2 separate regions of the Homo sapiens genome follow, and region 2 is linked to region 1. The links are chromatin loops, found by intact Hi-C in ENCODE. Cell type or tissue: heart right ventricle. All regions are shown on one strand. Each heading gives the region's core, and the rest is flanking DNA. Links, peaks and the distances in the headings are about the cores only.

Evidence for each region. Hi-C counts contacts between places; a loop is a spot of excess contacts. Peaks named below come from ENCODE experiments on the same cell type or tissue, not always from the same donor. Only the 100,000 strongest peaks of a DNase experiment are listed, where the experiment ranks them.
Region 2: a loop joins it to region 1, with 4 times the contacts of the local background. A loop is called at or near these places in 3 of 110 quality-filtered maps.

What each region holds. Positions count from the first base shown.
Region 1 is chrX:151,673,774-151,689,629 of GRCh38, forward strand. PASD1 (PAS domain containing repressor 1) reads left to right here. Exons shown (of 16, transcript NM_173493.3): 15 at 155-413; 16 at 2,224-2,966. The coding sequence ends at 2,370. Among named protein-coding and RNA genes, the nearest start is that of PRRG3, 14 kb to the right of the region's middle. RefSeq lists a silencer at 7,225-7,364. In heart right ventricle, for the core only: a CTCF peak has its summit at 7,311 (motif pointing left); a DNase peak (open chromatin) is centred at 7,275.
Region 2 is chrX:151,353,958-151,369,813 of GRCh38, forward strand. No RefSeq gene overlaps it. Among named protein-coding and RNA genes, the nearest start is that of VMA21, 35 kb to the right of the region's middle. In heart right ventricle, for the core only: a CTCF peak has its summit at 6,484 (motif pointing left); no DNase peak of the experiment used is centred there.

The sequences.
Region 1 (15,856 bases), core at 2,756-10,755:
TTAGTCAGGCCAAAGTGAGAATACAAACAAGTGAATCCTGTGGTGTAGCCACCAAAACCAAATGTGCCTGAAGCACCTACTGATGACCACGTGAGTGTCTCATCAGTTATCATGTCCAGATCCACATCACTGCAACAGCTTTCTTCTCTTACAGTTTTTATCCTGAGGCGTATCAAGGGCCCCCCGTGAACCAGCTGCCATTGATAGATACCTCAAACTCTGAGGCAATTTCTTCTTCCAGCATTCCTCAGTTTCCCATAACTTCAGACTCAACCATAAGCACCCTGGAGACCCCACAGGATTACATCCGGCTTTGGCAAGAGTTGTCTGATTCACTCGGTCCTGTTGTCCAAGTGAACACTTGGTCTTGCGATGAGCAGGGCACCCTGCACGGCCAACCCACCTACCATCAGGTATGGGACAGCCCCCTCCTTTTCCTTCCAGCGCAGGTCAAGAGGGATTCTGGGCCCCTTCCACATAAGGCACACACCCCAAGTGCATGCTGTGTGTGAGAGCCAGACTTCAAAGCTCAGTACATTTGACGGCAGTTAGTCACATGATGGTAGCACTCATTGCTGAGTAAAAATATTCTCTACAGGGTTCCTCAAAAAAGTGAGCTGGCCTAGTGAACCTTAGACGCAATCTGACTGAAACTTCTCTCAAAACTATGTTACATGGGCAAAGTGAGCCATGCCATGTTTTTAATCTGAGCTCATCGTCTGGTCCCAAGCCTCCTTTCAGACTTATGGATCTTTAGTTCTGCTACAAAATCTAAGACCTAGTGTAGGTATGTTTCCTTGTACTAAAAATAAACTTAGGGCCCCTCTGTTGAATGTGCTTGGTATCCATCTATGGGGTACCCCGTATTTGGAAGGGCAGGCCTACCTTGTGGATTATCTGCAGTGGCCATGTTTCCAGGATGGAAGCTGGTCCAGATGGCAGTTACGTAGCAGGTTTTGCTCCCCGCAGGCCCCCCACACACAATTTCACTAATGAATGGAACTTACAAAAGGTGTTTTCACTCTAGCTTTAAAAATCTTATTATAGCCTAACCTTTTTTTTTTCAAACAACAAAACCAAACCAAAATAACCAGAACAAACAGTAAGCTAAGGCAGAAAGGAGTTTAAATACTTGAGGCAAGCAAATGTATGATTATTTTCACATATACCCCTTGACTAACTGTGCCACCAGTACTGCTAGAAACTTGGTCACTTAGAGGGACTGCTCACACGGAGAGATCAGAGTGGGCAATAGGTCCTATGGTTCCTATGGTTCCATTACCAAGCCAGACTTTGTTGAGAACATCTTTCACGCCTATTTTTGAGGCACTTTCCCTCCTAGAGGGGGTCCTGAGAGACCAAGCCAGCACAAGGCTGAGCACGTTGCCCAGGGAAGTGGGAAAGGTCAGATTCTGAAAGGTTGCTCAGCTGGGAGAAAGCAGGGCAGGACCAAGTCGGAGCTTTCCTGTCCACAAAACCTCAGGGGCTCCCTGCTATCCTCAGGATGAAACCCGAGCTCCTCTTCTTAGCTTCCCAGCCCTCACTGCCTGCCCTGGCTTATCCCTACTGCCTTCTGGCACCTTTCTGCCTGCAGGTCCCCAGACACCTCCAGCTGTCTGTCCAGAGCCCAGCCCTGCTCCTTTTGCTCCCTGTGTCTTCTCCGCCCCCTTGGGTTCCAGTCCTTGAAACCTTGCATCACTTTGCAACATAACCCAAGGAATCCCTCCTCCTTAACCAGAAAACACCCCCTCAGCCCATACTTTGTAACACCATCTTTGTATCTATTCCTTCTCCCTCCTCCACACCCCAGTGTGGGTTGGTACGTCTCCTGTCACTTTGTTAAAGTGGGCCAAGTAGCTGCAAATCAGTCAGCATGGAAATGACTGAGCCCAAGACCCAAGGCTAGTGGCCTTGGCCGGCCATGGCTGGCAGAGAAGCTGGACAAGAGAGGGCCAGACACAGACCCAGGAGCCTTAAGACAACTTTGAGAAAGCCCAGGTCTGCTTCTGCTGCTCTTTAAGCTAAGATGCTGCTGGGAGAGAGAAGAGGAGAGGAACCTTATCTTCTGTAGCTCCTCCGTCTCCCATCACCTTGCAGGCTCATGTTCCAAAGAAGTATTTCTCAGCAGCTTGTGTATTTGAACTAAAGGATTCCTCCTACCACCAAAAAATGGGCCCACAGACTCTAGCAAACATTCCACCTTGTTTCACTTTTTCCTGGCAGGTGCAAGTTTCTGAGGTAGGAGTCGAGGGACCTCCTGATCCACAGGCTTTCCAAGGCCCTGCTGCATACCAGCCAGACCAGATGAGATCTGCGGAGCAGACCAGATTGATGCCTGCAGAGCAACGTGACTCAAATAAGCCGTGCTAACAGTACTTTCATGACCAGTGATGAGGGGAAATGGGGGGAGGGGGCAGGCCAATGAGGTCTGCATGGCCAGGGGACCTTCAAGGTGCGTAAAGTCCCTTGGGGTAGGGTTTAGTGGGTAGAGACTTATTTGTTTCCTGATAGGTTATGTTTGTAATTGTTTGTTAAGCACAGCCTGTTTCTTGGAAGTTATGCTGTAGAGGCAGCCTGTGATCCGTAGTATGCTAGGGTGTGACAGCAGCCAGCCACAGCTGGATCTGATGTCTTGTCTGCCCCGCCCAGCTTTGCATATCCATGTTCTACCACAGGAAGGTGGCCTGCCAAGAGTCTGCTCAAAGTTTTCAACATAAAGAATAAAGAAAAAAAAATGCCAAAGTGCTTTTCAATCTAGTAAATCTAGAGGGTTGTTTTGTCTTAGCCACAAGAATTCCGAGGTCTTGACCCTGATGATCAACCTGCCTCCCCTCCATAGTCTTGTTGGAGAAGCCCAGAGAGAATGGGACTCCAACTAAGGGAACCTGAAATCAACTCAATGGAGGCACTTCAGAGCTAAAATAATTATGGCTTCCTTGCTTAATAAACATTTTCGTTCACTGCAACTTTGTGAATTGATGAGTGACGTTTGGAACCTGACTGTGCCAAGGTCCCTGGTGAAGGGTTGGTTCCCTACAGTTAGGCCCCTTTTGTAGACCCTGCTCCCCTCAGTCTCTTGTTCACACCTCAGCTCCATGCCACATTTGCAGAGGCCAGCGACTGCTGCCTTCCCACATGGCCGTGTGCCCAGGCCCGCTGTGTAGCTTTTTTTCGTGTAGCTCAGGCATGCTGGCTCCTTCATTGACACCAAGGGCAGCCACAGGCCCACTGAACTCTGAAACAGTTGGCCTAGGGGCTACCTTCTCAGGGTGGATGGTGTTTGTGCCTCACATATTACTTCAGAAGTAAGCCTGAACACTAAAGGGCAGTGTACCCATACCTTTTACATGTGGGTTCTTTCTCTCCCATCAGTAGACTTTTTAATAGATAGGAGTACCCCCTAGAGGGAAAATAATTTTGGTTACAAGTCAAGCACCAAGAAGGACATCTTCACAGTTGTCTGCATGGTGCAGAGAGAGGTTCGGATAGCCAAACCAGAGGTCATTGTGTGCCTTTCTTAAGGTAATGAGCCATTGGTTGGAGAAAGCAAAGGAGACCCCAGTCTCTAGTGGCAAGTTAAAATAAAGGAGGCACATTAGGCCTCACATCACAGGAGAAGCCAGAGATTCTTTAGGAAGCGTGATCTCTACCATGGTTTTATGGACTGAATGTTTGTGCCCCACCCCAAATTCATATATTGAAGCTGTAACTGCCCAGTGTCGGAGTGTTGGAAGATGATGCCTTTGACAGGGGTGATTAAGGTTAGATGAGGTCACTAGGGTGAGACTGTCATGACGGGATTAGTGCCCTTAAAAGAAGAAACACCAGGAAGCCCCTTCACGTGCACATGGGCGCATGCACGCACACACGTACGCACGCACACACACACACACACAAGAGGTCCTGTGAGCACACAGCAAGATTGTGGCTGCCTGCAAACCAAGGGAAGAGGCTCCAGGACAGAACCTACCTTGCCAAAGACTTGATCTTGGGTTTCCAGATCAAGCCACCACACATGGCAGAGCTTCCAGAAACAGCCACCGCGACCTCCACATCAGTTCATTCCCAGGTGGGCAGTACAGCAGTCCTCACTGAGCAGCGCTCAGTCTGTATGTACATAATAGAACATTGCATGCACAGACTTAAAGCTGAATATTCATGTTTTCTAAACACATCAAACATTCATAAATGTTCCTATTCCCAAGCACATTTTCTAATAAAGAAGGAAGAGTTATTAAAACTACCAGCTCCAGTCCATGTTTGCAGCACACACCACAGCATGGGCTGATGCCCACTGTGGTGTCTTTAGTGTGTTTTGACGCGTATTTTGGAGACAATGAAAAGGAAGGTAGCTATAGAATGTTCTTGGGTATGACTTTTGTTCATCTCTGCCAAAATCACCGGGAAGGAAAGGTTGGGGAAGAAGGGCTGGAGTGACAGGAAGTGGGCCGGGCAGACGTGGGAACTGGGAACTGCAGCTTCAGGCCAAACTGCCTATGAGGTGAAAGGAGGGAGCTGGTCCTCCAAGGCCTTGGAATGCGTCTCTAGCCTCAATGGAGACTGCAGTAAACTTCACCTGCATCTCTTAAAATGGGCCACATCAACCTTAACGAAGACTCTGGTTTACAGCTAGGACCAAATTAAATATTCCCTAGGGGATATTAAATAATTGGGATTTTTGTTTGGTTTATTTTAATGGGTAGGGAAGACAGCATCGAGTGCTTCTCCATCGCCTATCAAATAGAATCCAGATTCTCCACCTGGCCTGGCCTCGCCCTTCCTCTGCAGCTGCATTTATCTCCTCCAGTCATGCACTCTGCCCCCAGTCCCCCGAGCCCTTGGGTTTCATAGAAGTCCTGGGCCTTTTTGCCCTTCTACATTTGTCACTATTCCGTATTATCTTATGCCCTTGCCTCCCAGCTCTATATTTTCAACCCTTGCCCACCACCATGCAAAGCCTGGCTGGGAAGGAGCCCTGCTCCATGTACCCCTACCCCCGCCTCTACCTCACTTGGAGTACACATGTCATTGCCCTTCTAGACTGAGCTACAGTGGGCAGAGATTGGGACAGATCTTGGATGCCCCCGTAACACAGTACCTTGCAGGTAAGCGTTTCCTCTATGAATGTTCGCAGCTCCCAGGCCCCAGGAAAGCCTTCCTCCAGTGCTCATTATTTAGGTAGAGCCCTTCTTAAGCTTCTGAACATTAACCAGAAACCTTGCAGCTCTTCCTCAGGGAGGAGCTCCTCGATGAGGGACTGTCAGACCTGCGGGCATGCCCTGCAGTGGGGGTGCAGTTCTGGCCCTGGGACTACAACTTTCCTGTGGGTCTGGGGGCACAAGGGAACTTGGTAGATGAGACAGCAGGGTGTAAGTCATGAAGTGCAAAGCACTGCACACAAGTTGGTGAGCATCCCTAGTGGTGGCTCCAGTTAGCCTCTGCAAATCTCTTTGTGGCACACGGAAGTCAGGACCACTGCAGGGAGATGGGGGCTGTGGGGAAGTGTAGGGGGAATTGACGGTGACAATTAAATGCCAAGAGGCCCAAAACTCCTGGAGCCATGGATGTTTCCTGCCCAGATGGAGGCCCTGACCCCAAAGGTCAAAGGCTAATTAACCACCTGGTCACCTTGTTGATGAAACAAAACCCACAACCCTGCAGAATCAAAACATGTCAATTACAGAGAGGCAAAGGTCGGCAGACAGGACAGACAAATTGCAGTATTTAGAATGGTGCAGTCAAGTGTTTGTGCAATCTATTTCCAGTTCTACCATGTGGGCAAAGTAGTTAGGAGAGGGGCTGGAAATTTGGCTGACTAGGAGTGGGGCGGACTTCAGCACAGAAAGAGGCTCAGGGCTCTAGGTAAGAGCCATGCTCTTGAGGCCATTTACACCCCAAACCTTGGACATGCTGTCTGCTAGGAAAGGCAACCTAGGACTGCTTGCGAAAGGGGTAATGGGACAGCAGAAGACTCAAGATGGGGGTCTTGAACTGAGTTCAGTGCTGCTCTTTTATTGTTCCCCTCACTTGTCAGTAGGCAGTGCCCACCAGTTTCCATGTGGGATATGGTGCCAATAGAGGCAAGGCATTGAATGTTTAGGCTTCTACCTGCTACCCACCTACTGTGAAACTCTGGGCAAATCACTTTACCGCTCCCTGTCTCTGCTGACTCACTGGAACATAGGGACAAAGATAAGACACTTGCTTGAGAGTGAGACTAGAATCCAGAGGCCCTCCTGGATCAAGGAACCAATGAATGAGTGAGAGAACAAATGTCAGCCTGTCTCCCTGCCATTCTGAGCCTTATGTTCTCCATCTCAGCTCTGATGAAGAGACAACGTGGGTTCCTGGAAGATGGCCATACCACAGAGTGCATCTCCACCCTTATTGCATTCACCTCCCCCTCTCTCTTCTCAGGCCAGTTGCGTCTTCTCTTCTGGTCTTTATCAGCACACTGTTCCCCTCCTTTAACTCCTGCACTGCCTCCTCTTTTGGATAGGCACCTCCATCCTCTGAGTCACCCAAGCTAACACGCAGACTCTGCCTGAATCCTCCCTTTCTTCCATCTATCACCTTAGACATAATTGTCTGTTTCTTCCACTAACACGGGGAAGGGAACATGAAAGTGTGAATTAATGAGGAAGTAAATAAATGAACAGATGACTGTCCAGTCTCTATTCTCTTCTGTTCCCAGGCTCAGCATGGGCTGGGCTTACAGGAGGCATCAGGGGAGATCTGGTGGTCAAGGGTTCTCTCCACCAGAGCCTTCCCATGCTCCTCCTTAGGCACGGACACTTTTTCCAGGCTCAGGGCTCTTAGCTCTAGGAACCCTCTAGGTTAGGGCCAGCCCCTAAGACTATAACCTATGGTACCAGCCTTGGGAAAGATGTTCGATGGCTCTTCAGGGCCAGCACATAGATTGTGATTCTTGGTACCATATCTCAGGGTGCCCCTATAACACTCAGAGTCAGCTTCCTGGGGTTGCCGAGGGCTGGGGCATTGCCCAGCGCCTAGACATGGACAAGAGCACAGGATGGGTGGAAACGAAGGAAGTTCCTTTATCTGTGTCTTAGATTCATGGTTTCATCTGTCCTTGCCCCACACACCCCACCGCCACCAATTTGGTGGTAGATACAGCAGGCTCCAGCTCAGGTAGGCAGCATCATGCACCCCAAAGCCCTAGGAGCAGTCAGGTAGGCCAGTGGCGCTCAGGACACACAGCCCTCAAGCCCTAGGTTGGGTGTGGTCAAACTCATTTCTTGTCATCTCTTGCCCCCTGGTGCATGGTCACAGTATTGCAGCTTTCCAGGGTCCTCCCTTGTGACCAATTCGGTTAACATTTTCTGACTACCTATTCCAGGTCAGGCCCTAAGCCATACAGAATTCTGTTCTCAAGGTTTCAGTCCAGCCCTTGGTCAACTTTCTGATGAATCTTCCTTCTCTATTCTCCTCAAGCACCCCAAGGCCATGATCCATCATATAATCATCTTCTTTCTCTTTTTTGCTTCTGTCACAATTGACTGACAAATTCCCACCCTTGGATGAACTCAACTATGCCCTCTGTGTGTCTGCACTTATGCACCTCCGTGCTTCTAGAGAAAATCACACACATTGGCAGATTGTGTACCGCTGTAGGCTCATGATCTTCAGCCTCACCAAGGCACATCTCGCTGCTCAGGACTTCCGTGTTTGGTGTCTTTCCAGTCCGGTTCTCAGAATGGTGATTCGCCCTTTCCTCAAACTCCCCATGTCTTTCCATTTCCCTCTTGCTTTCTTTGTTAATACTCAATTTAGATGTTACAAGATATGGAATAGAAATTCCCTCATCCTCCCATCACTAATCCTTCGTATGCTTTCCTCTGACTGAACTCAGCTTTCTGCAAGCTAAAATGGCAGAAGTATCCCTTCTCCTTTCTAAGGCTGATGTCTTCATTTGTGTTCTGGATCCCATCCCATGCCACTTGCCCCTCCCTCCACCATCAATGAATCCCCCTTTCTACTTGACCAGTCCCATCACCATAGAAACTTGCGATATTTTCTGTCTTTACAAAAAACCAATCCTTGACTCCCACATCCCTCTCCAGTAAGTGTCACATTTCTCTGCCTGTGTTCAAGGCACTTGTCTGCATGTATTGTCTCCTCATCTTGTCTTCCCAGTATACCCAACAAGTTCAGCTTGTGTCCTTTTAAGAAGTCTCTCTCTCTCTCTCTCTCCACACATGCACAGAGGAAAGGCCATATGAGGACACAGCAAGAAGGCAGCCATCTGCAAGCCAGGAAGAGAGCCCTCACCAAGAACCAAATTTGCAGGCACCTTGATGGTAGACTTTTAGCCACCAGAACTGTGAGAAAAATGGATGCTTGTTGTTTACATCACCTAGTCTATGGTACCTGGATGTGGCAGCTTAAGCTGACTAATGCAGCCACCTAGTTTGTGGTACTTTCTTAGGTGGCCCTAGCAAACTAATACTACTGGGATCATCCTTAACTACATCTTTTTGTTCGACTCCAAATATCCAATTAATGTCCACATTTTGTTGGCTGTGCCTCCAAAATCCATCTGGAATCCCTCTATTGCTTCCCATCCCCAAAACTCCCATGATCATCTGTCACATGTGCATTCCCCACACAATATCACAGTGATCTTTACAAAGTATAAAGCTGATCATGTCATTCTCTTGCTTAAAACTCTCCAGTGCATTACATTATTATCAGAAAGAGGGTCAACCCCTTGAAAAGTTCTCTAGGGCCCCTCTCCAAACCATCTCCTCTTACTACCCCCACCCTTGCTCACTACGTCCCAGCCACACTGGCCCCCTTTCTGGACATCGAGCCTCAAACTCACGTCACATGACTGACTCTTTCCCTTTAGGTATCAGCTTAATTGTCACTTCTTCAAAGGGGAAGTTGCAATTGTGAGATCCAAAAATGGATTTTTTTCTCATCTTATTTCCTAACTGGTTATTGTTGATTTGTAGGAAAGGGGCTGAATTTTGTAAAATTGGCTTGATTCCATCTGTCTTGCTAAACACAGTTCTTAGTTAATCATCTTTAGCTTTCTAAGCAGCTAATCATATAATTTGTAAGTAATAATACATTTTTATAGTGGGGCATTTCTAATAGGTTTGCATCTTGTTTCTTGTCCAAATCTTACTACATCACTTTAAGTAAGATCCCCTTCCTTGTTTTAAGTAAGATCCCCTTCCTTGTCATAAGTGCTCCTAACAACACAGCACATCTTAACATCTTAATCTGTACTTATATGTTGTTGTGTCTAATAGGTAAGTGAATACATGCAGTGAAACAGATTGAATGAGTAGACTGTGTGGCTTTTGCTCTCCCCTCTGAACTACAAGTATCATAAAGTGGGGACAGTGATTGAGTTCAAGCAACAAGGTGGGCAGTCATTAGATGTCTATTGAAAAAAAAAGAAGGAAATAAATGAAGATGCTTTAATAGAAGCATGTAATGGCTTGTTGAGTGGAGGTAAAACATGACAACAAGACCATTCCTAGATGAAAGGGGAGTGTCAGCACAGGTTTCTACCGGATCTCAACTCTAAATGGATGTTGCCAGGTAGAGAAGCGGGGTGCACATTACAGGGAGAGGAAGCAGCCATGGCAAAGGCCAAGGAGCTATGGAAACCTTATAAACCCCACCTCGCTAGATGGTCTGCCACACCTGTGGGCCTCTGGATTTCCTGTTTCCTCTAACTCTAAAACCACAAGAAAACTAAGAAACGAAGTGCGTGAATTATCTTTCTGATCCCTGTATGGATAGGTGGATGGGTGGATGGGGCTTTCTACGTTTAAAAGAAATGGAAAGAATCACAAAGGAAAAACAAAGCAATAGATTGATCTACATTAAAATAGTAAACTTCTGCATGTCAAACATATTAGCACCAATAAGAGGCAAACCAAAGCATAAATATGTGCTATATAATGTGCAAAGAACATATGAGAATTAATTTAAAAACACTAAGATTGCAACAGAAAAATGAGGCCACACAGTTAATGCACAGAAAATAAAAGGAAAATGGTGAATGAACATGAGAGAATATAAGCTTGACTAAAAATGCAAACTAAATAATGAAATATTAATAAATTTTGCAAGGACTATTAAATTGCGATATTTCCTGCTGGCAAGGGTGAAGTGAAATGAACACTTTTATGCACTGGGATGTGGTACAACCTTGTTGTATAGCAAATCAGATCTACAGAGTAAAGCCTCTTAAAGGCTCATATTCTTTAAACCCGTAATTTTATTGCTAGAGATCTATAATTCTACTTTTAAGAGTGGGTAAATATTTATAAAAAGATATTCATTTTCAGCATCAATTACAGTAATAAACAGTAGAAACAGCATGAGCCTCCAATTACCTGAGGAATTCTTAGATAAATTTTGAAACCTCCATAAAATGGAATACTTTACATCCATTAAAAATACTGCAAATAAACAAAAGTCATTTAATAAAATTTAACTTCTATTTCTGATTAAAATGATAAATAGTAGTGAAAGAGGAATCAAATGATTCTTTCTCAATATGATGCATTCAGTGTATCATAACCAATGGTAAATGTTGGTGTAAATCGAATCACAAGAGGCATTGCCCTGAAAGCTAGGGACAGGATCTTGTAGTAAGATTATGTCAAGAAACAAATAGCATACATACTGAGGTGGAGGAGACACATTCATCGTTATTTGCAAATTGTATGCTCATCGTTTAGAAAACTAAACATGTTTAACTAAGAAACATTTTTAAGCAAAGCTGATGGATACAGGTAATTTTACAAAAATCAGCATCTTTCTCACAAACTAGCAATAACAAGTTGGCAACTGTAATGGAAATCACAATTGCAACAAATATATATATATAAAACAACTATGCGTAAAATATTTTAAAATGTGCAGCATCTAATCTATAAGAAGAAAACTAGAAAACTTACCTAGGAATATTAAACAAGATAAATGAAAATATTAACACCAAGAGATTGATTGAAAAGATTTATATTGTAAAGATACCAGTTTTCCCAATTTTAATCCAAAAATTTAATACAATTGCAACCAAGATATCAATGGTATTTCTTCTTTTGTAACTTTATGAAACTATTCTAGGGGTTAGATAACAGAATAAATAAGCAAAAATGAACAAGAAAATTGGAGGGAAAGAAGCAGAAATGATTAGGGACAAGAGGAGAGAAGGTAATTGATCCACTAGATAATAAAAGTTGTGCTAAAGTTACACTGGTTTCAACAAAAAAGAAACACCTGGTAAAACTAGTGCTTCCATCAGTGTGGAAGAATTGTGGCTCCAAAATAGCTTTAAAGACACATCTGAATGGTGGCTCTCTGGTCAGTAGGGAGGGGAGAAGATTCTTAAAGGCTGAGGAAATATTAATTGTCCATATGAAAGAGACACTGAGAGGGTGGTTAATGGATATTAAGTCTCCTAAGCTACCCCTTCTCTCCAACAGTGGTGGAGAAATAACAGTTCCCAAACAGAATAAACACTTAGAAAAATACAGTTAATCCCTAGCTTAAATCTTAAGCCAAATTCAATTTCATACAGGGATTAAAAATTTACACATTATCTAATGAAAACATAAAAAGGTAGGTGAAAATAACAAATATTTTAAGTGTTGGAAGTGGAGAAAACCAAAGCATGAAAGCAAAGGGAGAAAATGGTCAAATGTCCAAGACGCATGTACAAGCAGGGCCATAACAGCATTGTCTACAATAATAATAAAAAAAAAAAGGAAATAGGTAAAGAAGTATTAGTTCAGCCATACTCTGTACTGCCTTGACAGAGATGCCCATGAGATCTCAAGATATTGTTAAGGGCAAAAAGGCAGTTCATAATTCCTTTGTGTGTGTGAAAAAAAAATGTACGTGAAAGAAAACATACAGAAGGGTAGAAAACATACAGAAGGATAAATAGGAAAGTACTAAAGTGATTCTCAACAGATCAGGGGATTATGGGTGAATTTTAACTTTCTATTTCATGTATTTGTGTTTTGCCTGAATATTTTATAATGTATATTTTATGAATTGTATAATTAGATTAAAAAAACAAAGGAAATTAAAAAACTTTTTACAGTGTATGAACTAAATGATGTAAAATTGAATTTGTAGAGTGAAAAATAAGAAGGTGATATGTAAACATTTTAATAATGGCTTTCTCTGGCTGGTGGAATTGTGAGTGGTCATTTTCAAAATTGCCACCATGAGAACATATTATTTTTAGAATCAGAACAAAAAGATACATGTATAATTCCTATGCTACATGGTGTGGAATGATATGAGAAAGGCAGGAGGGAGCTGAGGTTACAGAAATGTACAAGACAGAAATGTCCCTGACCTCATGAGACCAATAATCTGGTGGGAAAGACAGACCGATCACAAGGAAATAGGAGTGAATCAGAAAAATGTCAGAGGGCAAATGCTCTGGAGGAAAGAAAACAGGAGCTGAGATACAATGTAGAAGGGGATGAGCTATTTGCAGAGTATATCTGGGAAGGCTTCTTTGAGGTTGTGACATTAGAGCAAAAAGCTAAAAGGCAAGAGGGAGCCAGCTATGGAAAATTTAAGGGCGAATCATCTGAGCTAATCTCCTACCACTCTTTTATGGTGATATTTGATGTAGACACACTGAGCTTCTGTCAGATTCCTGTGTCCCTAGTTCCACAGGACAGTGCCAAACCAAAGATCAGATTATGGGCAACACAAGAGGTGGGTGCTCTGTTGCTAAGGAGCCAATACCACATACTAAAAACTATACTCTAAGGTAGGGAGGGAGGTGTCTTAGTCCATTTGGGCTGCTATAACAAAACACCTTAGACTGGGTAACTTATACACAGCAGAAATTTATTGCTCACAGTTCTGGGGGCTGGAAAACCCAAGATCAAGGCACCAGCAGATTCAGTGTCTGGTGAGGGCTGTCTTCGGATGGCTCTGTTTTCATGGCCTGATCATCCCTTAAAGTCCCACCTCTTAGTACTATCACATCACATTGTTAATCAGGTTTCAACATATGAATTTTCTGAGGGACATAAATATTCAGATCAAAGCAGGGGGCTAGGTGGAAAGTCCCATCCCTCACTAGAACCAGGGAAGTGGGTGAAGAATTGCCTCATGGTAGCCTTGCATAATAGAAAGGAGAGTGGAAAAGGGTCTTGTGGCAGCTCCTCACAGGACTTCCCATCTTCTGACATTCCTGGGAGGATCATCAGGCACTCCGCCAAGACTGGACTCAGACTGTGGTTGAGCCTTGCCTCTGGCCTGTGTGAAATCTTTCCCTCCACTCCTTGTGCCTCATACATGCCAACCACACTTTTGTCCCAGGGCCTTTGCACATACCATTTCCTTTTACAAGAATACTCTTCTCCCAGTTATCTACGCAGCTATCACCCTTATTCCTTTAAATGCTTCTCGAATGTTACTTCTCAGTGAGTCCTTCCCTGACCAACTAGTTTAAAACTGCAATCCAGAGGCAAAGCAAGATGGCCAAATAGAAAACTCTACTGATCGTCCTCTCTGCAGGAACACTGAATTGAACAACTGTCCACACAAAAGAAGCACCTTCATAATAACTGAAAATCAGGTGAGCAATCACAGTTCCTGGTTTGATAAGAACCAAAAATCAGGTGAGTAATTACTGTTCCTAGTTTTAACTTGATATCACTGAAAGAGGCACTGAAGAGGGTAGGAAAGACAGTCTTGAGTCACCAATGCCACTTCTCTCCCATCCCCTGGCAGTGGCCAATAGTCTGGCATGGAGAAAGAATCTCTGAACCTGGTGGAGGGAGAGTGCAGTGATTGTGAGATTTTACATTGAAACTCAGTGCTGCCTTGTCAAGTGGAAAGCAACACCAGGCACAGCTCAGCTGGCACCTATGTAAGGAGCATTTAGACCAGCCCTAGCCAGAGGGGAATAACCCATCCCAACAGTTAGAACCTGAGTTCTGGCAAGCCCCACTACTCTGGGCTAAGATGCTCTGGGGTTCTAAATAAACTTGAAAGGCAGTCTAGGCCACAAGGACTGCAATTCCTGGGCAAGGCCTGGTGCTGAACCAGGCCCAGAATCAGTGAACTTGGAGTGCACATGACCTAGTGAGATGCCAGCTGATGTGGCCTAAGGAGTGCTTATGTCATCCCTCCACTAACCTCAGGCAGCACAGCTTGCAGCTCCAGGAGGAGAGGGAAGAGTAAAGAGGACTTTGTCTTGAAACTGGTATACCAGCTCAGCCACAGCAAATTAAAGTACCAAGCAGAGTCCTGAAGCCCCTGTGGGCCATAGCTCCTGGACAACATTTCTAGACCCACCCTGGGCTAGAAGGGAACCCACTGCCCTGAAAGGAAGGACCCAGTCCTGGCAGAATTCAACAGCTTCTGACTAAATAGCCCTTGGTCCTTGAATAAACATCAACAACAGCCAGGCAGCAGTCACCACAGAACTTTGGCAAAACACAGTACCATGCTGGCTGCAGGTGTGACCCAGAACATCCCCAGCTGTGGTGACTATGAGGAGGGACTACTTTTGCTTGAGAAAAGGAGAGGGAAGAGTAAAGGGGACTTTGTTTTGCAGCTTATGTACCAACTCAGCCACAGTGGGGTAGAGCACCAAGGAGGCTCATGAGATTACCAATTTCAGGCCTTAGTTGTTGGACAGCATTTCTGGACCTGCCCTGAGCCAGAGGGGAGCCCACTGCCCTGAAGGGAGAGTCCCAGGCCTGGCAGTATTCAACATCAGATGATTAAACAGCCCTTGGGCCTTGAAGGAACATCAGTGGTAGCCAGACTGTACTTGTCGTGGGCCTTGGGTGGTGGTAGCCGTGGGGAAGGCATGACCTCTGCTTGGGGAAAGAGGAGGCAAGAATGGGAAGGACTTTGTCTTGTGGCTTGGGTGCCAGCTCATCCACAGTAGAATAGAGCACCAGGTAGATTCCTAAAGTTTCTGAGTCCAGGCCCTGGCTCTCTGATGGCATCTCTGGACCCACCTGGGACAGTGGGGACTTGCTGCCCTGAAGGGAAGGATACAAGCCTGGCTGGCTTCACCACCTGCTGATTGCAGAGTCCTAGGGCTTTGAGCAAACATAGGCAGTAGACAGACAGTGGTTATCACAAGCCTTGAGTGAGGCACCAGTGCCATTCTGGCTTCAGGTGTGATCCAGTGCAGTCCCAATTGTGGTGGTCACAAGGGTGCTTATGTCATCTCTCCCCCAGTTCCAGGCAGCTCAGCACAGATACATATCTCCCCCCCACCCACACACACACAGAGAGAGAGAGAGAGAGAAAGAGAGAGAGAGACTTCATATCTTTGGGAGAAATTAAGGAAAGAAAACAAGAGTCTCTGCCTGGTTATCCAGATAATTCTTTTGGATCTTACCCAAGACCACCAAGGTGGTACGTTTACAAGTCTGAAAGAGCCACAGTGTTACTGGGCTTGAGGTGCCCCCTGATGCAGATATGGCTGCAGTAACCAAACACTTAGATCATAACACCCAAATCCCTTTGAATACCTGGAAAGCCTTCCCAAGAAGGGTGGGTACAAACAAGCCCAGATTGCAAAGACTAGAATAAATACTTAACTCTTCAATGCCCAGACACTGACTAACATCCATAAGCATCAAGACCTTCCAGGAAAACATGACTTCACCAAATGAACTAAATAAGGCACCAGGGATCAATCCCAGAGGGACAGAGATATGTGACTTTTCAGATTGAAAATTCAAAATAACTGTTTTGAGGAAACTCAAATTCAAGATAACACAGAGAAGGAATTCGGAATCCTACCAGATAGACTTTAAGAGATTGAAATAATTTAAAAGAATCAAGCAGAAAATCTGGAGCTAAAAAA
Region 2 (15,856 bases), core at 2,630-10,629, 320 kb before region 1:
CCAAGATTTTAGGTGTAGCTGTCTGAGTTTTTACTTACTCAATTCTCACATTGTCCTGAGATAAGGAACAGACCTTTTCTGCACTATGAATTCAACTTTTACATGACACATAGTCCTCTTCTTGGTCTACATACTCTCCTTGGGCAACCTCTCTCATCTACTCTCATGGTTTCAATTGCCACCTATATGCTGGTGATTTTTAGATATTTGTTTTTAATCTAAACCTCTCTCCTGAGAACCCAGATCCACATACCCCGCTGTCTTTTGCTCATCTTAACTCATATGTTTCTTAAGCACCTCAACCCCATGTGTCCAAAACTGAACGCTCCTCCAGGAGTTGTCAGTCACTAGAGGAAATCTCACTGGAGGGAGCGACATATGAGTTGATCCTTCAAATAAGGGTGATTGATTTTAACTTAAACTTGGTAAAAGGAGAGGGAAATCATTCAAGTGAAGGACAAGTGCATGGAGGCAGGAAAGCTTCAGGGTATACAGTGGAGAGCCAGGTTTGATTATGTATCTTCAAATCTTCCTTCTTAATGTTCTATTTCACCCCTTAGCAAATACCTGGCTCCTGATGTGTTTTTCCATATCTGGATGTCTGAAAGCTGCAGAAAATCATACACTGCTGCTGGGATGTCTGGGGTCAGACTGAAATGAACTAGTTCCTCGCCACTAAGGTTCACAGTCTAAGGACCCCATGGGATGCTTCATGTTCAAACATGAGCCACACTGTCATCACCTCCTTCCCTGGTCTAATGGTATCAAAGTGAAAATAGAAAGATCTTGCCTCCGTTGAGAGTCTCTGAATGCCCTGGATTATCATCAGGGCCCATAAAATGATTGAATGACTGTGCAATACCATCCACTAACAGCATTCAATAATCCTTACTAATGTGAGGACCCCATTTTAGAAGAACTAAACATGGATACCAGGTTCTATTTCAATGGAACAACCTCATCTCTAAAGTGAAGAATGGACAATCTGAGTAGTAACCACAATTATGTACCACTTGCTAAATAAGTGCCAAAGCTGCATAATCTTTTATGGTGACAGTTATGGTTTCAGGCACAATAAATGGCAAGCCTTTGATCCTAAGAATACATGTATAAGCCAGTTGTAAGTATCTATCAACTGTTTGAATTCAATCATACCATCTATTATTTCACAAAGCACGACTTTTTGTTACCTAAGACTGCACAGTTATGTGAATGTATTAGTTTCTAACGAGCAATTATTCATTTGTGAAAATCTTTTAATTATTCTCCTAGGCAGCAAAGAAGACATGCCTCTTCTATGTGCCATAGAAAGAACTGACTTGAGACCAGCCTGGAACTGATTGCTGATCGGCTGGTTGGTGACACAGACTGGCAATGCTTTGGGGGTACATTGCTGTTACACATACAAATAAGATGCAGAGACCAAGAAAGTCCATGGCATTTCTCCCAAGAGAAAAAGAAAAAAGAGAAAAAACTGACCTTTCACTGTTGGATGAACACATGACTCCAATCCTCCCCCTGCACCTCTTCATACCAATAATCCCCAGAGGCTACAGTTACCTTGGTTAGCTACTCCAGGGGGTGGCAAGCTCCCTTGAAGAATTCAAGCCCAGGCTGGATAACCACATAAGATTTTTAGGAGAGGACTCAAGCAACTGAACATTCAAAAAGCATGACTTTTTGTTACCTAAGACTGCACAGTTGTGTGAATGCATTAGTTTCTAATGAGCAATTATTCATTTGTGAAAATCTTTAAACTATTCTCCTAGGCAGCAAAGAAGACATGCCTCTTCTAAACAGGGCCACCTGTACAGTGATTAATAGTTAGTTTTCTTCAGGTCCAGACACAAATTGAAACAGGGCTTCTGAGAGCAATTAGACAAATGGAGGTATTCTTGTGTGGCTTAGGCCTTAAATCCTTTGGGATCTCACTTCTCGGGTCTTTCCTTTTTAATGTTATGTGCTTGATTGTGTCCCTTTTATTTGGCTAAAGATGGAAGCAAGTGGGGGCCAGAAAGGCAGTTTATCCCTCAGGAGCAGGAAATTAGAAGATTGGGTACCGCCTTTAGGATTAACTGTTCCTTGAGGCCCAGGCTCCCCAACTACTCATCAATCCTCTGGACATGTTTCTGGCCTTCTGCCCAGGATGCTGTTCAGGGGAAAAATCTAACTATCTGATCAGAACAACTGGAGAGCTGTGCCACAAGTTTTCCATCTGTAAAGTGGGTATATCCCCTCTAGCTCTGTCATTCTGTGGTTCTATATTTAGAAATATTTTGCAGGGTTTCAAGTTCCCAGCAGCTGTATAGTTATGCCTGGTGACAGTACAAATCTTAAAATGTGCCTATGTTGGACCTAGAACCACAAATACCATTTGACCTGGCAATCCCATTACTGGGTATATACCCAAAGGAATATAAATCATTCTACTATAAAGACACATGCACACATATGTTTATTGCAGCACTATTTACAATAGCAAAGACACGGAACCGACCCAAATCCCCATCAATGATAGACTGGATAAAGAAAATGGGGTACATATACTCCATGGAATACTATGCAGTCATAAAAAAGAATGAGATCGTGTCCTTTGCAGGGACATGGATGAAGCTGGAAGCCATCATCCTCAGCAAACTAACACAGGAACAGAAAACCAAACACCACATGTTCTCACCCATAAGTGGGAGTTGAACAATGAAAACACTTGGACACAGGGAGGGGAACAACACACACTGGGGCCTGTCGGGGGATGGGAGGCAAGGGGAGGGAGAGCATTAGGACAAATACCTTATGTATGTGGGGCTTAAAACTTATATGACGGGTTGTCAGGTGCAGCAAACCACCATGGCACATGTATACCGATGTAACAAACCTGCACAGTCTGCACATGTATCCCAGAACTTATGAAAAAAAAAAAGTGCCTGTGTCTTGTGTTCCAGCTGGTAGATGCTGTACTGCAGCAGATGGGTTTGCTTATTTCCTCCCTTCCTCCCATTTTCTCCCACCCTCCCTTCCTCCCATTTTCTCCCACCCTCCCTTCCTCCCAGCTTCTCTTCCTTCTTTTCTCCCTTTCTCCTTTGTCCCTTCCTCTCTTTTTTCTTTTATTTCTCATTCCCTCTTCCCTCCGTCCCTTCCTTTCTTCCTTCCTTCCTTCTTTCTTCTTTTCTTTCAAGATTATTATTTCCACTTGATGTCAATACTTGCTTCCAATTTTAATTCCGTGCATGCAGACTGCAATCCTCTTACACCATGGAATGACGGAATTATCATAGGAGTTCATTGACGACAATTTCCCTTAAGACAGTACATAGGAAGGAGAGTCTTGAATTCTTCAAGGAATTTCCCACAATTAATTAAGAGGTGAGTGAATGCAGGCTATCCACCTGACATAAGCCAATATACATAACTTTTAACTGTCGCCCATGTGTCTTTTATACACCTCTCTGTACTTTTCAGCCTCTTCTTGCCCATGTTTCGGTATGATTTTTTTCTTTTAACTTATCTTCCAGCTTATTGACCTTCCTTCAGCTATGTCTAATCTGCTGCTAAACTCATATATCAAACAGTTTTTTCAGTTACTTTATCTTTCAGTACTGGAATTTCCATTTAATTTTTCTATATGACTCCTAGTTCTCTCCTGATAATCTTTAATTAGCCATGTGATTTCTGGAACCTACTAATCATAGTTATTTTAAAGCCCATGTCTGACAAGTCTAAAAGCTGTATCTTGTATGGATAAGATTTTATCATTTATTTTTTTCTCTTGGTTTTGGGACATGTGATTTTGTTTCCTGGTATGCTTGATAATTTTTAATTAAATACTAGACTTTGTTTATGCATATATCAAAAGATAATCTGAGGAGCCAGACGATGTCTTCTTGAAGAGAATTTACTCTGCCTTCTCACAGGTAATAAGGGTAGGAGCAGATCACCTAAATCTAAGGAAATCGTGAGCTTATTCAAGGCTGGGCTTCAATCTTTGCAAGAATTAGTAACTTTCTTCTTCACTCCTAATCCTAGTTGTAGCCCTTTAAGGGATCCCAACCTAAAACCTGTTTACAAGATCTGCTCCTTGGTGGGCCCTAATTGCCAATGTTCGTCCCTCCAACCTCAAAAGACTGTGGAAATCTACTCAGCCCCCTGGCCTCTTAGCCACTGCTTGGAATTGGCAAAAGCTTTTAGTAGAAAAGTTGTGTCAAATGTCAGGCTCACCTCTCTGTCTCCCTTCTTTTCTGGCATCTTGGTCTCTTTAGTCCTTGCTGCATTGGTAGCTCCCTACTGTCTTCAAATGTATTTTTTCCCCCCAAATCTTGTTTAGCTATTCTAGTTGTTCTCAGCAAAAAAGGTCTGTCTGCAAAAAGGAATTCTGGCTTTATCAGTAAATTTCCTCCTATGTCATTTAGCCTTGACTCTAGTAATATTTGGTAATTTTAGGCAGCACAATAGATCTTCAGCTCATCTTGCATATTTTCTTCCAGAGACCTGGAATAAACCATTTTCAAGGAGCTCTGGCGTGTTTCAATGAGAAATAGTATTTAAAGACCACTAGCTGGGCATTAGGAATGTTCTTTATTACTGGCTTGCATTATATCTTTGTCTTTTCAGTGGACAGAGCTAGAAAAATTACACCTTTTGGAGAGCAAAAACTAAGGAGTTCATACTGAAAATTTCAATTAATGAAAAAGACTATAGTGCATTTTACTTAATATCTTTTATCTGTAATGGATATCATTTTTCTCTTATGCTGAAAATCATTTTTCCTAATGGCATTAACATATATATCATTTGTTTTATTCTAATATTATGTGTGCTGAAATAACAATACCATCATAACTACTAACAAAAAACTAAATGTAATTTAACATTTCTTTCTGTTTGTCTTCAATATATATTCCACCAGGGATATACAGTCAAAACACTATGTTTCAAAAGTCTTCAAATTATTCTGTTTTGTATGATTATGCCATCAACTTGATATACAGAAAGATTCATTTATTTGAATTTGTTTTCAGCTTTATGGGATTGTTTTTTTCTCTTTGATTTGATTTTGTTTTTAAATTGTATGAAATATTAAATGGCTGTAAGTTCCAAAGTATAAAACAAAAGAAATTTAGCTTCCATCTCTGTTTCCTCTCCCCATTCTCTATTCTCTCTTTCTCTTCACCTACAGGCAGCACATTTTTGTTACTTTTTGATTTATTCTTTCACATTAAAATATACGTATTTTACTATTTTACACATATACTTATATGGAGACAGAGAGAGAGAGAGAGAGAGAGAGAGAGAGAGAGAGAGATTGCCACATTTGGGACAAAATCTAGATTCCATCCTTAATGCTTCTCTTTTCCTTACCCTACAAATTCTATCAATCAATAAATCCTAGGGCTACCTCCAAAGTATATCTCAAGTCCAAGGAGAGCTACCTTCATCTCCTGCCTGGAGGGCAGCAACAGCCTCCAGCTGCTCTTACCCCTGCACCTCCCGCCTCCCAACACACTTTCCCTGCTGCAGCCAGAGGCAACCTTTCAAAGCATTTTGCAAAGAGAGGACTAATCTGCTCTTTCCTGCTGTCAGCCCTTACTGGGACCTGAAGGCGGAGCAAGCCCCTGAACCCTGCATCCAGCATGGATCAGACTCCCGCCTTCTTCTCCTAGCCTGCTTCCCACCCCTTGCTAACATGCACCCTAGACTGCCAGCCACACTGAAACCTGTGCCTGGATACACTCCTGAGAACATGCTAGATCTTCCCAACTGGAATGCTTTTCCCTGAGCCTCAGTTGGATGCACTCACAGCACAATCCTGTTTTTAAATCCTCATATTTGGCATGACTTTATAGTTGTCCGGTAAGAAAAGACAGTATCAGAGAGGGACAGAAACTTGCTTAAGTTCCTACAAGAGTTTTTCCCACTTGTTCGTTGAACAAACTGTTCTTGAGCTGTGTACCAAGGTCTCTCCTTAGACATGTAGAAAATGGAGATGATTTTGCTTGGAGCTGCCTTACCCCCAGGCGGTCCTGGCTGTGAAAGACCTTATCTAACACAAATTGTGAAGACAGAGGCACTGCCTTGAGCACCTGAAAGAGCATCTGCTGAGTGTCCTTACCAATCCCAGCCCTTTCCGGCGCCCCGCCCTTCGCCTGTCTGGCCTAGTTCTCAAGGTCAGCTGGCAGGCGAACTAGCCAGCGAACTGTCCTTCCTGCTGCTGTTGGGGTGATTTATAAAGAGCCTCGGCTGTGACTCCTTCATGATGGCCTTGTCCGTGGAGCCTCAGCCACACCTGCCCTTTTAAAGAAGGCGGCGTGTAGTTCCGTGCCAAGGACTGCGGCGAAACCAAGCTGGTGTCCTCACCACCAGCAACCTCTCCCTGCATCCCATTGCCCAGGTTCCTGGAGCCCCACGACGACCAGGGTGCCCAAAGAGCCCCGGAGCGTATCCCAGCCTGTGCCCTCCAGGCGGCACAGAACGGCTCCGCAGTGCCACCTAGAGGCTTCCAGCGCCAGCCAGAGGAGAGAGTTTTTGTCTCTGCGGGCTTTGGGGGCTAGCTGGGCAATGGCTAGCACTTTGGAGGTTTGGTACCAGGGTGAGCTACATTTGGAGAAGTTCATTTCTGGATGTATGGCTGTACATTCAACCCCCTCGGAGCCTGTCTCCTGTAGCTACCTCTCCACCCCTAGTGCACACACTTAGGGCCAGTGTGACTCACAGCTCTGGAGAAACCCAAGAGCTGCCTCCAAACCTCTAGTCTTAACCAAATGGCAGAAACAGGAGAGCAAGTCCTGCAACATACCCCAGTGCAAGAGTTGTTCAGTAGATGAGATAAAGATAGCATTCCCAACAGAACCGAAGTGAAGGGACCATCAGTGAGATTGTTGGGACAGCTAGCTAGCCATTTCTAAAAAGGACATTGAAACTTCCACCTTGCACCATGCCCTCAAATTACATCCTGGTGGATTGAAGAGTGCAATGTCATACTAGAAGAAAATATTGGTACCTATTTGTATAGGCTTGGAGTGGGGAGGATATTCCAAATATAATACCAAGCACAGAAACTATAAAGGAAAAAGACTGATAAATTTGACTCAAAATTTAAAATCTTTTGTGCATTAAAAAAAAAAACTATTGATAAACTTAAAAGCCAAAATAATGTACTTGGAAAATGACCACACATCTGAAAGACAGTGACTAATATCCTTAATATATAGGGAGCTTTTACAAATCAATAGGAAAAAGACAAACGCTCCAGTGGGAAGATAGGAAAAATGCATGAACAAGCAATTCATGAAAAGACAAACAGATTACTAGGAACATTAAGAAATGTTCGGCCTTAGTAGTAATCAAGGGAATGCTAATTAAAACCACACAGAGATTATATTGTTTTCAACTACCAAATGAACAAAAATTTCAACGAGAACTAACTCATGGAGGGGACAGATAAAGCAGAGATCAGGCCTGCCGACACACGGCTATGGGAGGGAGCGGTGGCAAGGCTTTTCTGGAAGGCAACTTGGTGTCATGGAGTAAAAGCCTTAACAAATATTGCACATCTCTGTGCTCAGCAGTGTCACTTTAAAAAACTTATCCTAAAGACACAATGTGTGGAAAGATATAACTGGTCAGGGATGTTTGCAGTAGTCTTGTTTTTAATAAGGGTATAAAAAGGAAACAACCTAAGTAAATATACATTTATTTAAAATAATAAGATAGGTGTCTTCTCATCAACTTGGAAAGGTGTTCATGAGATATCACTAGGTGAGAAACACAAGTTACAAGAAAATTGTATGTATAATATAATTTATTTTATGTAAATAAAAATGATGTATATATTACATGGATAAAAACAGATTGAGTCATGCAGCACAATATTAACAATGATTGCCTTGAGAGGGAATAGAGATTATGCATTGCCTTTTTTACTTTTTTTGGCTTATTGATATTTTTATTTCAACATAGAAATATCCATACTGGCTCTTTTCTTGCCTTTACTTTTTCTTTTACTTTCTTAGAATTTTTTTTTAATTATAAGAATAATACAGGCTTGTCGTAAAAATTCAAACCCAACAAAAGTATATAGAGGCTTTCCCTCTGACCACCCCATTCCCCAGAGAGGACCATTGTGAACAGGTTGGTATATATATTTTCCAGACATTTGTATGCACATATAAACATATATGCATGTGTATATTTTAATATAAATAGGATCACACTGTATACACTGTGCTGTAACCTGCTTTTTTCACTAAATAGTATGTCATGAACATCTTTCTATGTCAATACACATAGATCTGCCTTATGTTTTTTAAAAAAATATGCTTTTCAACAGCTGCATATTATTACCTTGTACAGATATATTCAAATCTTTACTTTCTGATTTATCTACATTGATACGTACCATTTGTGTAATGAAAATATAAAAAAATGTTTTGTTGGAAAAAACAAAAAAAGAAAGAGGGAGAAAAGAAGGAAGAGAGTGAAATGATATTGTTTGTTCACCTTCACTTTCATGTGGATTTGGGGCTTTTTCTACTTGGGAGATAGATTTGATTCTAGAAAGCTGTCAGGGTTTGATGAGATGCAGAAAAAGTCTCACTTGCTCCATGATTAAACAAAAAAATCCCGGGGATCTTGGGACTTCTGACGGGCTTTTCCAGTCCAGGTCACCAGGCTTGGAGAGGAGGCCATGTCAGAGCAGAAGTTCTATCTGGGACTCTAATGACATTTACACAAGAAAACAGTAAAACTTAGAAGCAAAATCAATCATAACAACAATTATGGAAGTGAAACAAACCACTTCTTTCTTTTGCTTTTCACCTATATTTATTAACCATTTGTATTTATTCTTTGTTTTTTCCATTTTTCCAGCTTTATTGAGTGTAATCGCCAACTAAAATTGTATAAATTTAAGATGTACAACATGATGATTTGATATACATATATATTGTAAAATGATTACTACAATAAAAGTGGTTAACGCACCCATTACCTCACATTTTGTGTGTGTGTGTGTGTGTGTGTGTGTGTGTGTGTGTGTGTGTGTGTGTGGTGAGAACTTTTAAGATCCATTCTCTGGCCAGGCATGGTGGCTCGCGCCTGTAATCCCAGCACTTTGGGAGGCTGAGGCGAGTGGATCACGAGGTCAGAGTTCGAGACCAGCCTGACCAACATGGTGAAACCCCGTCTCTACTAAAATTACAAAAATTAGCCAGGCGTAGTGGTGCGTGCCTGTAATCTCAGCTACTCAGGAGGCTGAGGCAGGAGAATCACTTGAATCCGGGAGGCAGAGGTTGCAGTGAGCCGAGATTGCGCCACTGCACTTCAGCCCGGGCGACAGAGCAAGACTCCATTTCAAAAAAAAAAAAAAAAAAAAAAGATCTATTCTCTAATCAAATTTCAAGTATATAATATAATATTAGTAACTATAGTCACCAAGATGTACATTAGATCCCCAGAAGTTAATCCACCTTCAAACTGAAAGTTTGTACCCTTTGACCAACATCTGTTCAATTCCCCCACCAGCCAGCCCCCATCACCACCATTCTACTCTCAGTTTCTATGAATCTGGCTTTTTTAGATTCCACATATGAGTGAGATTACACAATAGTTATATTTCTCTGTCTGACTTATTGCACTTAGCATAACGCGGTCAAGTTTCATCCATATTGTTCCAAATAACAGGATTTCCTTTTTTAATGTCTGAACAATATTCTCTCTGTGTGTGTGTATGGTGTGTGTATGTGTGTGTTTCACATTTTTTTAAATCCATTCTTCTGTCGACAGAAATTTTGTTTTTTCCCTCCTTGGCTACTGTGAATAATGCTGAAACAAACATGGGAGTGCAGATATCTCTTTGAGGTACTGAATTCATTCCTTTGGATCTATACCCAGAAGTAGAAGTGTTCGATCATATGATTCTATTTTTAATTTAAGAAACTTCGATACTATTTTCCATAGTGGCTGTACCAATTTACATTCCGACCAACAGTGCAGAAGGGTTCCCTTTTCTCCACATCCTTGACAACACTTATTATCTCTTGTCTTTTTGAGAATATCATCGTAACACGTATGAGGTGATATTTCATTTTAGCTTTGATTTGCATTTTCCTTATGATTACTGATGTTGAGCACCTTTTCATGCACCTATGGGGCATGTGTAAGTCTTCTTTGGAAAAATATCTATTCAAGTTTTTTTTAACTCATTTTAAAATCAGATTATTTATGAGAGTATTTATTTTTGCTATTGAGTTGTATGTGTTCCATATATATTTTGGATATTAATCCATTATCAGATATATGGTTTGCAAATATTTTCTCCCATTCCATAGGTTGCCTGTACATTTTGTTGTTCCCTTTGCTGTGCAGAAGCTTTTCAGCTTAATGTACTCCCACTTGTCTATTTTTGCTTTTGTTGTTTGTGCTTTTGATGTCATATCCAAAAAAAAAAAAAAATCACTGGCAAGACCAGTGTGAAAGAGCTTTTCTCTTATGTTTTATTCTGGGAATTTTATAGTGTCAGGTCTTACATTGAGGTCTTTAATCCATTTTGAATTCAGTTTTGTGAGTGATGTAAATCGTGGTCCAGTTTTTTTCTCTGCATGTGGACATTCAGTTTTTTCAACACCATTTATTGACGAGACTATCCTTTCCTCATTGTGTATTCTTGGCACTCTTGTCAAATACTAGTTGACTGTCTATGGGTGGATTTATTTCTGGGCTCTCAATTCATGAATAGTCTATGTCTGTTTTTGTGCCAGGACCATGCTGTTTTGATTTCTATAGCTTTTAGTATACTTTGAAATTAGGGAGTGTGGTGCCTCCAGCTTTGTTCATCTTTCCCAGGATTGCTTTGCCTATTCAGGTTTTTTTTGTGGTTCCATAGGGATTTTAGAATTGCTTTTTCTAGTCTGTGAAAAATGCTGTTAGGATTTTGATAGAGATTGCATTGAATCTGTGGATCACTTTGGGTAGTATGGACAGTCTAACAATATTAATTCTTTCAACTCATGAACATGGGCTATCTTTCCACTTATTTGTGTTTTCCTCAATTTCTTTCATCAATGTCTTATAGTTTTCAGTATAAAAAACTTTTCACCCCCTTGGTTAAATTTACTCTTAAGTATTTTCAAACCACCTTCTAATCTCTTGCTCAGACACAGGACAAAACCTCCCCATAACTCCCTCCTCCCACACCCAGGTGATCTGAACTCTGAGTAAGACCTTACTCTAAAGATGGTCCAGTTTGCCTGCCTTCTTTTACAGATGAGAAAATGGAGGCCCCAAGACAGGCAGGGCTAAGGTCAAGCCTAGCAGGGAGTCTGGGGCAATCTGGCCTAGTACCCAGCAAGTCTGACTTCTGATTTGCTCTTTTCCTTTCCTTCCCCTTCTCCTTCCCCTTCCCCTTTCCCTTCCCTTCCTTCCCTTCCCTTTCCTTTCCCGAAGCCTATTTCAGGAATAAAACTTATTTTTTCATCATAAAACATACACATACTAATTATGCAAAACTTGGACAGTAAACATAAAAGCTAGAGGAAGAAAAGTACTCAATCCACCACTTTTCTTGGCAGAATTTCCCCACATCTCTCTTGCTCCTGTCTGTTTTCTATATTTTTGTATTTCAGTTATTTTTCACAGTTTCAGGTCCACTGAGAGTTTCTCTTCTTACTTCCAGCATACCTTTGTGTGTATATATGTACTTTTCTTTTTGTTCTCTCACATTTGTGGATTTAGAGCAAGGTGTGCAGCTATCATCTTTATGCCAGAAGTTTGTCTTGCATCCTTTCCACTGCAGCCTCCAGGGCCAGGTTTCATCTTGGTTACCACATACTTTGTCATAAAGAGATTTGTGGTTTAACTTTGGCACCAAGTGTAACATTGAAGCCTTGAGCACTTTATCTTTATCACTCAGGTCCTACTTAATTCTCGGAGTTAATTCTGTGGATATGAGCTGAAGAAGAGGAAAGCTCCCCGCAAAGGAGTTACAAGTGCATCTTCAATGAAGGGAGAGCTCCCCACCATTGTGGGTGTCCGGGGTTCTCCTGCAATTACATGGAGTCTTTTTGCCCAGTGGGCAGGGTAGGCACTCCAATTTCAGCAATTAGGAAAACTCAGATTAAATGGGTGGGTCATGTCTGTAAGGCACCCAGAAGAGTCTGCTGATAGTAAATTGCTACATCAAATAGGTGTTACCATCCAATGTGCCCAAGGTTTGAGACACCAAGTTCCAAAACAAACAAGCAGTATCCTATTATTTTGCTTTCTGCCAAGTCAGACTCCCATGCAATCATTTATCTTGTTGAAATAGTTGTAGATAACTCTTAGCAGCCAAAAGTGGAGGCTTGGGGACTGCCTGTCTTCCTGTGATGGCTCCACCCAGAAAATAAATAGCCAGACTCAGTTCATTTCCCCCCATTTGCAATTGCCTCTCTTGTGGAGAGGTCCTCACGTAGCCCGGGCTGTGCATCTGCTATAGGAAGTGCAGATTGTTGGAAAAGTGACACCCTACGATTCTGTGCCCTGTTATACATCACTCAGGTGGTCTCTGCGAGTGGGATACCTTCCTATTTTATAATAGCAAAGCCACTTTATTTACATGGGAAATATGCCAGACATAAATCCCAGATAAAAGAAGAGGCCCCTTTGGAAAAAGAAAGAGGCCGAGAAAGAAAGCTTGAACTGTTGGCCCCAAGATTTCACTAAAGAAAAATGCCTTCAAAGGAAGCTGTCCATAGTGAATTTCTTTTTAAGGAGATGGCAGTTAAACTATAGAACATAAAGGACAATAGGAGTGGTGAGAGAGAGCATCCCTGTCTTGTGCCAGTTTTCAAAGGGAATGCTTCCAGTTTTTGCCCATTCAGTATGATATTGGCTGTGGGTTTGTCATAAATAGCTCTTATTATTTTGAGATACATCTCATCAATACCTAGTTTATTGAGAGTTTTTAGCATGAAATGCTGTTGAATTTTGTCGAAGGCCTTTTCTGCATCTATTGAGATAATCACGTGGTTTTTGTTTTGGTTCTGTTTATATGACGGTTTACATTTTTTGATTTGCGTATGTTGAACCAGCCTTACATCCCAGGGATGAAGCCAACTTGATCATGGTGGATAAGCTTTTTGATGTGCTGCTGGATTCAGTTTGCCAGTATTTTATTGAGGATTTTTGCATCAATGTTCATCAGGGATATTGGTCTAAAATTCTCTTTTTTTGTTGTGTCTCTGCCAGGCTTTGGTATCAGGATGATGCTGGCCTCTTAAAATGAGTTAGGGAGGATTCCCTCTTTTTCTATCGATTGGAATAGTTTCAGAAGGAATGGTACCAGCTCCTCCTTGTACCTCTGGTAGAATTCGGCTGTGAATCCATCTTGTCCTCGACTTTTTTTGGTTGGTAGGCTATTAATTATTGCCTCAATTTCAGCTCCTGTTATTGGTCTATTCAGGGATTCAACTTCTTCCTGGTTTAGTCTTGGGAGGGTGTATGTGTCAAGGAATGTATCCATTTCTTCTAGATTTTCTAGTTTATTTGCATAGAGGTGTTTATAGTATTCTCTGATGGTAGTTTGTATTTCCGTGGGATCAGTGGTGATATCCCCTTTATCATTTTTTAATGCGTCTATTTGATTCTTCTCTCTTTTCTTCCTTATTAGTCTTGCTAGCGGTCTATCAATTTTGTTGATCCTTTCAAAAAACCAGCTCCTGGATTCATTGATTTTTTGAAGGGTTTTTTGTTTCTCTATCTCCTTCAGTTCAGCTCTGATCTTAGTTATTTCTTGCCTTCTGCTAGCTTTTGAATGTGTTTGCTCTTACTTCTCTAGTTCTTTTAATTGTGATGTTAGGGTGTCAATTTTAGATCTTTCCTGCTTTCTCTTGTGGGCATTTAGTGCTATAAATTTCCGTCTACACACTGCTTTAAATATGTCCCAGAGATTCTGGTATGTTGTGTCTTTGCTCTCATTGGTTTCAAAGAACATCTTTATTTCTGCCTTCATTTCGTTATTTAACCTGTAGTCATTCAGGAGCAGGTTGTTCAGTTTCCATGTAGTTGTGCAGTTTTGAGTGAGTTTCTTAATCCTGAGTTCTGGTTTGATTGCACTGTGGTCTGAGAGACCGTTTGTTATAATTTCTGTTCTTTTACATTTGCTGAGGAGTGCTTTACTTCCAACTATGTGGTCGATTTTGGAATAAGTGCGACGTGGTGCTGAGAAGAAATGTATCTTCTGTTGATCTGGGGTGGAGAGTTCTGTAGATGTCTATTAGGTCTGCTTGGTGCAGAGCTGAGTTCAATTCCTGGATATGCTTGTTAATTTTCTGTCTGTTGATCTCTCTAATGTTGACAGTGGGGTGTTAAAGTCTCCCATTATTATTGTGTGGCAGTCTAAGTCTCTTTGTAGGTCTCTAATGACTTGCTTTATGAATCTGGGTGCTCCTGTATTGGGTGCATATATACTTAGGATAGTTAGCTCTTCTTGTTGAATTGATCCCTTTGCCATTATGTAATGGCCTTCTTTGTCTCTTTTGATCTTTATTGGTTTAAAGTCTGTTTTATCAGAGACTAGGGTTGCAACCCCTGCTTTTTTTTGTTTGTTTGTTTTCCATGTGCTTGTTAGATCTTCCTCCATTCCTTTATTTTGAGCCTATATGTGTCTCTGCACGTGAGATGGGTCTCCTGAATACAGCACACTGATGGGTCTTGAGTCTTTATCCAATTTGCCAGTCTGTGTCTTTTAACTGGAGCATTTAGCCCACTTACATTTAAGGTTAATATTGTTATGTGTGAATTTGATCCTGTCATTATGATGTTAGCTGGTTATTTTGCTCATTAGTTGATGCAATTTCTTCCTAGCATCGATGGTCTTTACAATTTGGCATGTTTTTGCAGTGGCTGGTACCGCTTGTTCCTTTCCATATTTGGTGTTGGAAGTTCTGGCCAGGGCAATCAGGCAGGAGAAAGAAATAAAACGTATTCACTTAGGAAAAGAGGAAGTCAAATTGTCCCTGTTTGCAGATGACATGATTGCATATTTAGAAAACCCCATCGTCTCAGCCCAAAATCTCCTTAAGCTGATAGGCAACTTCAGCAAAGTCTCAGGATACAAAATCAATGTGCAAAACTCACAAGCATTCCTCTACACCAATAACAGAAAAACAGAGAGCTAAATCATGAGTGAACTCCCATTCACAATTGCTTCAAAGAGAATAAAATACTTAGGTATCCAACTTATAAGGGATATGAAGGGCCTCTTCAAGGAGAACTACAAATCACTGCTCAACAAAATAAAAGAGGACACAAATAAATGGAAGAACATTCTATGCTCATAGATAGGAAGAATCAAAATCGTGAAAATGTCCATACTGCCCAAGGTAATTTATAGATTCAATGCCATCCCCATCAAGCTACCAATGACTTTCTTCACAGAATTGGAAAAAAATACTTTAAAGTTCATATGGAACCAAAAAAGAGCCCACATTGCCAAGACAATCCTAAGCCAAAAGAACAAAGCTGGAGGCATCATGTTACCTGACTTCAAACTATACTACAAGGCTACAGTAACCAAAACAGCATGGTACTGATACCAAAACAGAGATATAGACCAATGGAACAGAACAGAGCCCTCAGAAATAATACCACACATCTACAACCATCTGATCTTTGACAAACCTGACAAAAACAAGAAATGGGGAAAGGATTCCCTATTTAATAAATGGTGCTGGGAAAACTGGCTAGCCATATGTAGAAAGCTGAAACTGGATCCCTTACTTACACCTTATACTAAAATTAATTCAAGATGAATTAAAGACTTAAATGTCACACCTAAAACCATAAAAACCCTAGAAGAAAACTTAGGCAATACCATTCAAGACAT